2 separate regions of the Homo sapiens genome follow, and region 2 is linked to region 1. Evidence: chromatin contacts called from ENCODE Hi-C or POLR2A ChIA-PET data. All regions are on one chromosome and are shown on one strand. Each heading gives the region's core, a stretch centred on a gene start or an enhancer-like site at or near the end of the contact. The rest is flanking DNA. Distances are from core to core; before and after follow the strand shown.

Region 1 (4,396 bases), core at 482-2,981:
ATAGAAAATTAAGAAAATAAATAATAAATTAAAAAGCTTAAAATATGGAAAGTAAAAAGCTGTTTAATAGTATTGAAAAGTGCTTCTGTTGCAATCTTAAATGAGGTCCACAGCAAGCATACATTACTTTTTTTGTTTTTTTAAGTGTCTGTTATGGAAGGAGAGTATAGAAATGTGTTACTCTCTGTAAGGCAATTTCTGTAATATACAAATTATGCCTAACTACCTCTATTGGCTATGCTTAGAAAAGGATTGTGGCAGACCAATTCTCCCTGACAATCACACAGACAGGCCTGCATGACAGTCACACAGGCAGGCCTGCATAGCACCTCAGTTACACAGACAAATTTCTACAGAGTGGCCTTAACATTGAGCAAATAGTTTAACCGAGGGAAATCGATGCCCAGACATCAAAGCTAGAAATAAAACATATGGTCAAGGCCGGGGGCGGTGGCTCACGCCTATAATCCCAGCGCTTTGGGAGGCCAAGGAGGGCAGATCACCTGAGGCCAGGAGTTCGAAACCAGCCTGACCAATATGGAGAAACTCTAACTCTACTAGAAATACAAAATTAGCCGGGCGTGGTGGCGCATGCCTGTAATCCCAGCTACTCGGGAGGCTGAGGCAGGAGAATCGCTTGAGTCCGGGAGGCGGATGTTGCAGTGAGCGGAGATCGCGCCATTGCACTCCAGCCTGGGCAACAACAGCGAAACTCCGTCTCAAAAAACAAAAGAAAAGAAAGAAACATATGGTCAGTAGGAACCTTGCATGGGCTTCTCTGGAACAAGCCAAAAGAATGGAGACAGTCTTACATTCCTAGTGCCAGGACCCATCTTGGGTCAATGAAATCTGAGACGAGTCAAGGTAACAGAGGCAGCTGCATTGGAGAGTCCAAGGCAGCTCTCCGGACCAAGCTGTAAAGGAGATAAGATAGAAATAATCATTCCGGTACCACAGTAGACAGGCTTTGAAGGTACTGGGGCCCTTTTAATTGGACTTAGCAAGCATTTTTTTTGCCTCTGACATTCTAGTTGAAGCAAATTTAGTTACCAATAGACATAGGCGAATGCTATATTGCAGTAGGCACATAACCCCAACCTATATAAGCACTAAGAAAATTGTAACACTTTGAGTTGGTCTGGTGGAATTATCTCCAGCGTTCTTCCTGTATCCAGTTACAGCAATAAATTCCTGTGTTTCCTAGTTTGCCTGCTTTTCCGTACTAGGCCTCTAGAAAATGCAGCGGGCCGGGCTTCGTTCCTGGAACAGGAGTAACTCCCAAACAAGTATTAGTGTAGGACTGAAAATAAATGCAGACTATCTTGAGAGTCTCAAAGGAAAATAGGGTGGCTAGAGAGGCCTTTCTCTAAGTCTTGAACTTCTAGCATTTTATTCTCTCTCTTAAGCTTGGAGACTTCACACTTATCCTTTCAGGTAGAAAATCTGATACTATGGGAAAGTACTGGATATAGAATGTTGAGCAGAACTGCACAGATTGCATATAATGAAAGCAGAACTCCATAGACAAAGTCAGGTGTCAATTAAATTTCTGAAATAACAATATTCCTGATGAGGGTGAGTGGTTTTAGGTCTCAGTTTGATTCACATGGAAAACAAAAGCGGAAGTTGAGTAGTAAGGCAAGGTTGCCCCCAAACTGGACAAAACATAAGGCAGCCATGTTTGCCGGAGTTTTTTCAGACACGAGGGGCGGGAGAAGAGGGATCTAGACACGGCTTCTTGGCGTTTCTGGAGCACTACTGCCATCGTGAGGATGAAGTTTCATGAAACCCTACGCCATTACACTGTTCTCGAATTCTGGAGAACAGTATTTTTCTCTCTGTTGGGGAAATTCTGATCTGTGGGAAGGAGGAAGAGGCGTGGGGCTCCAAGCTAGGTCTTCTTGCCTTCTCCTCTAAGACCTTAAGATAGACCTGGACATTGGCGGTATCTTGGTGTAGAACCTGGAGAGTGAGGACTTAGAATGAACCAGCCCCTGCCGGGCGGTCCTGGCACAGAAAGTCGTGGGGCGGGGCCTCGGTTCCTCCTCTGGGCAGGACTGCAGGAACCCGCTCAAAGACAAATGCAGGCTCTTGTGGGCATCTGTCTCCTGTTCCTGCCCCTTGGAGCAAAAGTCAGTAGGTTTTCACATGGTATTATCTTACTACGGGTCTTTGGCTCTCTTGTGGCATCAGTATCCGCGCACAATAAACAACGTTCTTCCAGGGGAGGTTTACAGGATTTGCTCTTAGAACCTTCACTCTCCAGGTTCTATACCAAGGTACCGCCAATGTCCAGGTCTCTTTTAAAGCCTCAAACGAGACTAAGCAAGGACTCCCAGCATGGAGGCGAACCCTCTTCCACCTTTTACCAGACCACACCTGCCCCAACAGGTAGTCCTCACTAGAACTCTTTAATGGCGTAGGGTTTCGTTAAACGATATCCTCACGATGGCAGTAGAGCTCCAGATATGCCAATAAACCTCACCTTGGAGGACTCTACTCCCGCTCTTCTTGTGTGAAAAAACGCCACCCATAGACAAAGGCGCCACCAAACATGGGTGCCTTGTATTTTGCCTTCTTTGGGTCCACCTGGTCTTACTGCTGCACTTTTGCTTTTGTTTTGTTTTTGCTTTTGTTTTTGTTTTTCTTTTGAGACGGAGTCTCGCTCTGTCGCCCAGGGTGGAGTGCAGTGGCACGATCTCAGCTCACTGCAACCTCTGCCTCCCGGGTTCAAGCAATCCTCCTGCCTCAGCCTCCCAAGTAACTGTGATTACAGGCACCGCACCCAAGTCGAGCTAATTTTTGTATTTGTAGTAGAGACGAGGTTTCACCATGTTAGCCAGGTTGATCACGAACTCCTGACCTCAGGTGATCCGCCTGCCTCGGCCTCCCAAAGTGCTGTGATTACAGACGTGAGCCACCCCACCTGGCCTTGCTTTTGTCTTCCGTTTGAAATCAAACCAAACTCTAAACCATGCACCCTCGTCAAGAATCTTATTATTTCAGAAATTAAATGTCTTCTTGATCTAGTCTATATGGGTATGATTTACGTTACAGAATTATATGTCCAGTACTTTCCAAGGCATCAAACTGTCTCCTTCAGGGGATAAATTCAATGGATGAGGGCACAAAAAGGAGAAAGTTGCTAGAAGCTTAGAGATTTTCGCTGGCAAACAATTTACAAATCCTGGTGGTCTCTGTTCTGGCTCCCCTCCCAGACAACCAGGGAGTTCTTCATGTTGTAGCTCATGTGTTGCATTGTAGGCAACAATGTGGCATGCATGAATCATAGAGAAGGGACCAGATAGCTGTCATTACTGCATGTCAAATATGTTCCGCATGGCAAGATACTCATAGTACATATGTTCAATTCCTGTCCAGGTTACTCAGTGTTTCATCTCGGGGTCTCATCATCTAACATCAAAACACAGCATGTTCCCATGCCATTACATATTCTTCAGGTATTTCCTGAGACTTTATGGTGTGTGTGTGTGTATGTGTGTGTGTGTGTCTGTCTGCATTTTATAATTTGTCTTTTAGGTATAATGTTTACAGTATTCTCCCACTAATTAATTAAAAAATAATGGCTGCCAAAGATTCGGAAAAATCCACATACTACTAAAGAAGAAAAACACTACCATACAACGTGTCAAGGCAACTAACCTTTTGGATCATTTCTGTGTATATCTTTCAATATATATATACATTCTTGATTTCATGTAAAAAATAAATCTGTATTAAAACTGGATTATAGGCTGGGCACGGTGGCTCACACCTGTAATCCCAGCACTTTGGGAGGCCAAGGTGGGCGGATCACCTGAGGTCAGGAGTTCGTGATCAACCCGGCCAACACAGTGAAACTTCATCTCTACTAAAAATACAAAACTTAGCGGGCACCTGTAATCCCAGCTACTCAGGAGGCTGGGGCAGGACAATCACTTGAACCTGGGAGGCAGAGGGTGCAGTGAGCCAAGATCATGCCACTGCACTCCAGCCTGGGCGACAGAGGGAAACTTTGTCTCAAAAACAAAACAAAACAAAACAAAAAAACTGGATTACATTGTACATTGTGGATTGAATCAGACCAAGTATGTATGTTAACAAAGGTTTGAGGAGCATGAATTAATTTGAATGTCATCAATATTATATGTCAACATTTTAAGCCTTCATTATAAACAAAGGTAAATCTTAAACTATGCCCTCGAAAACATTGCTTTAGAAAAGTAGACACTATTTTTTGTTTGAATTTTTACAGATACATCACAATGTGCATATTGGCTCTCTAGAACACATACATGATTATATATTTGGTTTAAGGTTATCACATTTTAGAAGTAGAGTAAAATATACTTTACTTTGTCATTTACCGTGTGGAAGGGTTTAATCCTCAAGGTTC
Region 2 (4,551 bases), core at 258-2,757, 130 kb after region 1:
TTACTCCCATTATTTCAACATGCACAGAGGTCTATATTTACGGTAATACACTACAATAAGCATATTTAAATTAAATTTATATATGCATCATGTTTTAGATGCAAACTTTTCACTGCTCATTCCTGGGTAACTGAAATTGTCATGAAATATTTGCAAGACCTGGATTTTAGATAATAAAATATTTGCAATGAGCTTCTTGATTGACTAATTCATTAAAGAATGTTAGGTTCTCAATTTTTAAAAAATTTATACACAGGACATAATACCTATAATGCCACCACTCAAGTATCTTAATTTTGATACCTGCCTTACCTAATCATTAGTATGCTGACTATATATATATATATATATACATGCTAACATTGGAACAGGCACTATGTGCTTATGCCTCAGAACATTAGGGTTTCTTTTGTTTATATTTTTCAAAACTTATACCAAAATTTTATCTTAAAATTTTATGTAAAATCTATAAAGTTGAAACGCATACTCACTCTAACACTGACCATGATTATGCATGATATGCATAATGCATATATATGTATAAGCATTAGATAGATAGGTCCAAGTTACCTGGTTACAGGCCTAGAGGGAAAAGAAAATGATTGCACCTATTATATATATATTTACTTCTCTTTATTTATTTATTTTTATTCAGCCTCTGGGAGCATGGACTATCCTTTTCTTTAAAGACAATTGAATGCAAACTGGATACAGTTTTGCACAAATTCTTCAACACCACCTTATACCATTTGCATACATGAATGACAATGTATATTTGAGTGCTTGGATTTTTTTTGTATCTTACTCTAGAAGACCTTTCTATTTCAAGAAATTACAAAAGTTACACCCACTGTTGGCACCGTTTAGATTTTAAGAAATTATAAGTAGAAAGTAAACGGTACTTCAATCACAACAAGAAATAGCCACTTAAAAATATCCTTGCCATACATTCTTATATCTTCACTTTGCACAAATAATATACACTTAAAAAATGTTCAAATTCTCTTGTACTTTGAATGCTAAAACAAGTTTTCCTCATTTGTAACTTGAATGCTCTTCAAATCTCATTAAGTATTCTTTAGAATAATGACAGGTTTTAAAATCTTGCCACATGTTTTTGCATTTCTAGAAATAATCATGCTTCTTTACAATGTACCTGCTATAACAGCCATGTATGGAGAAGTGAAGCGAGGTCACAGGTAATGCCACCTCCAGCAGACAAGAACTTTTAAAATGTGGGTTCATCTTCAATCCTCTTCACTCGGTTTTGGTTCTCATCTGTTTGTGCGTGGTCAGCTCTCCTAGCAAAAGTGCTAACCCTTCTTGGTTTGGCGGGCTGATCCCATTTCTCTTCAAGGTCCTCCTAGCTGCAAGCAATTTGGTTGCACCTGGGACCTCCAGCAAGCACATGGCATCCTTTTATAAGCAACCTGGTATTGTCTGGTTCTCTGCAGTGACTCTGCTACCACAAAGGTCCTAGGCCCCAGAGCCTGAAGGCACCACGTGTCAGCCTTTCCCAGACTCTCAGGGGCGGGGAGAGAGACGAATACCCACAGGCCCAGTACTTCGTTGGTTGGTGGCTTCCTCCAGTCCCGCCCATACTGGGAGAATACCAAGACCCCACCCTACAACTTCCTGGGCCTGGACTTCCTGCCAGAGGCCGACTTAGTCTTCCCTCCCCACGGGCCAGTTCCTACACCTGGACCTCACTCTGTCCAGAGCTTCAGGTAGGCCTCAGGAGGTGGAACTAAGATCCAGCTCATGGTCCGAGCCTGCTCAGCCTCTAACAGAATGGAACTTTCCAATATAAGCCCTCTAAGGGATGGGGCTTTTTCCAGAAATTTCCTCACGATGGCAGTGTTGCTCCTGGAATTCTATCCAATACTGCCCCCAAGCCCTCTTCTCCCGCCCGTCTGGTATGAAAAAAAAATGTGACCAACAGATTAAGGCACCAGGAAATATGGCTGACTTGAGAAACTCGCTCATACTATTGTGATTTTGCTTTTGGTTTTTCATCTGAAATCAAACTGGCGCCTAAACCTACACTCTCATCAGGGGTCTTTTCAGTTCAAGAACTCAATTTCCACTTACCTAGTCTTCACAGTTCTGCTTTTTCTTCACCTAACTTTTTCTCATGGTACTAAATTGTCTTGGTGTATCAGGGGTCAAACCTCAGGGATCCAGGCCTAGAGGGAAAAGCAAATGGTTGCATCTAAGGGCTTGGAGAAGAGCAAATCCATGTTGTTCTTGCCTGACTCACTTCCCAGGTTTCCCGGGAGTCCTACTCAATTTCTGGCCTAGGCACTAGGCCTGTGTGTTGAGGGAGAAGCAGTTGTCTGGAACCCTAAGCTAAGTGTCTAGATGGTTCTCAAGACTGCGTGCTATACAGTGCCCATTTGGAAGGGTACACAAACTCAAATATGTATAAATTCCAGTCAGAGGAGACTGATACAGTCTCATAGTCAAAATAATTTAAAATCGGAACACAGGCATGTTCCTATGTTCTTATATGACTGTCAATGGTTTCCTGTGACTTTAGTGTGTATATGCTTATCACTTAGGGGTCAATCTTATGGTATTTTATCTTACGTAATTAAGACATGGTGCTTGCAAAGGATTTGCAAAGGATTCAGAAAAGAACCATGTGCTGACCAAGAGTAAAGCACTGTCATAAACAGTACCTATTAGTAATACTGATAAACATCTGGATTATGTTTTGTGAACTAAAAAGTGTCTGAGACAGGTCTCAATAGTTTCAGAAATTTATTTTGCAAGTTTAAGTACACGCATGCCTGGGAGATAGGTCCATGCCTTTCTTCAAAGATGATTTTGAGGGCTTCAATATTTAAAGGGGAAAGGGCAGATACTGGGGAAAGGGGAAGAAATTTTGAAAAGATGTGGGTAGATAAGAGGCAAAGGGTAGCATTCTTTTGAGTCTTTGATCAGCCCTTCATAGGCGAGATGAGGGTAGAGGAATAGTCACGTACACATTCATCTAGCTCAGTGAATCTGCATTTTTTACATAGGATAAAATAAACACAGGGCAGAGGAAGCAATCAGACATGCATTTGTCTCAAGTGAGCGGAGGGAAGACTTTGAGTTCTGTCTTTTGTTCCATACCTGTGAGGATAAGCCAAAATTTACATTGTCAGGGTGAAATTCAACAGAACTGTTTCAGGGTAAAAATCTTGGGGCTCACAAGGAATTTCCTAGTGGGCAAATTGTGAGGGAGATATGTAGCTTTTTGTTTTTGCTTTGTTCAATCATTGTAGCCATCTTATTTAGGAATAAAATGGGAGGCAGGTTTGCCTGACGCAGTTCCCAGCTTGACGTTTCCCTTTGGCTTAGTGATTTTGGGGCCCTGAGATTTATTTTCCTTTCACAGTTTCAACATACACATGCAAACTCATATACTCATGCACTCATTTCAATATATACACATAAACATTTATATTTCGTGTCATACACAATAGTAAGTTTACATTAAAATGAGGTTTATTTGTATGTTATGGTTTGGAGTATACTTTCACTTCTGTTTCCTGGGCAGTTTGTCATTATCATGAAAAATTTGCAAGACCTGAATTTTTAGTAAATGAAACATTAACCAAGAGCTTCTTGATTGCTACATTCAATAACAATATGGTCTCTGAAGACATGTTCACTTCATAAAACACTTATTTAACAACTGGAAATTTAATTCCTATGATGTCTCCTCTCAGGTATCATGATTTGAAGAGCTTCTAATCTTTATTATGCTAACATGTGTATACTCTAAAACAAATATTGAATCACAAGTATAACATGCGTGCATCAGAAAATATAGGATATTCCTTCCTTCTCAAAATTTTAACCTACAATTAAATCTAAAATTTCATCTTATTTTATTTATTTATTATTATATTTTTAGAGACTGGGTCTGGCAAGTCTATGCAATCATGGCTCACTGTAGCCTTGACCTCCAGGCTCAAGCAATCCTCCCACCTCAGCCTCTGGAGTAGCTAGGACCACAGGCACACACCACCACACCCAGCTATTTTTTTCTTTTTTATATTTTTTTGTAGAGAAGGGGTCTCCTTATGTTACCCAGACTGATCTCTAACTTGTAGGCTCAAGCGATCTTCCCAATTCAGCCTCCCAAAGTGCTGGGATTATAGGCATGAGCCACTGCACCTGGCCTAATCTTATTTTATTACTAAAAAAAATTAACAACAGATTGCATTACTGTATAAATAAAGTCTGTGTCCTCATCTCTTTAGCACTGTGACTGTGACCCAAACACGTACTCCATCAAAGGTTCAAGGTGAATGCATTGACATATTTTTATATTCATCTATAATCTTTTCTTAATGTTTCCCTTTAAATTTATTTATTTCCTAAAAATTAGGTCTTGCAAATTTTTCGTAATGACAAATTGCCAAGGAAATAGAAGTGAAAATATTATCCAAATCATGATATATGAATAAATCCCATATGAATGTAAACTTATTATTATATATGAAGCTAAATATCAAAGTTTCTATGTGTATACATATACACATGTACACATATACA

What was found. A loop is a pair of places that touch in the nucleus more often than their neighbours do. ChIA-PET counts read pairs that join two places held with the same protein, here RNA polymerase II (POLR2A). Pooled maps may share reads with other maps.
Region 2: a map of PC-9 shows a loop between it and region 1 (22-fold over the local background). The contact joins the promoter of FIRRE here to the enhancer-like site in region 1. A Hi-C loop is called at or near these places in 8 of 168 maps with a recorded cell type or tissue (GM12878, MCF 10A, PC-9 and 4 more), 19 of 37 single-sample maps with no recorded cell type and 16 of 50 pooled maps. POLR2A ChIA-PET finds 5 or more read pairs at or near these places in 1 of 52 experiments (GM12878).

Annotation. Positions count from the first base shown.
Region 1 is chrX:131,702,605-131,707,000 of GRCh38, forward strand. The region is part of intron 9 of FIRRE (firre intergenic repeating RNA element); the gene reads right to left. Among named protein-coding and RNA genes, the nearest start is that of FIRRE, 130 kb to the right of the region's middle. RefSeq lists an enhancer at 1,605-1,844. Within about 2 kb of position 1,732, at least 13 of the 41 ENCODE cell types and tissues checked have a DNase peak (open chromatin) inside an H3K27ac peak, as active enhancers do; they include GM12878, ascending aorta and ovary, where a contact is called at or near this core.
Region 2 is chrX:131,829,136-131,833,686 of GRCh38, forward strand. FIRRE (firre intergenic repeating RNA element) reads right to left here and starts at 1,508. Exons shown (of 10, transcript NR_152876.1): 1 at 1,157-1,508.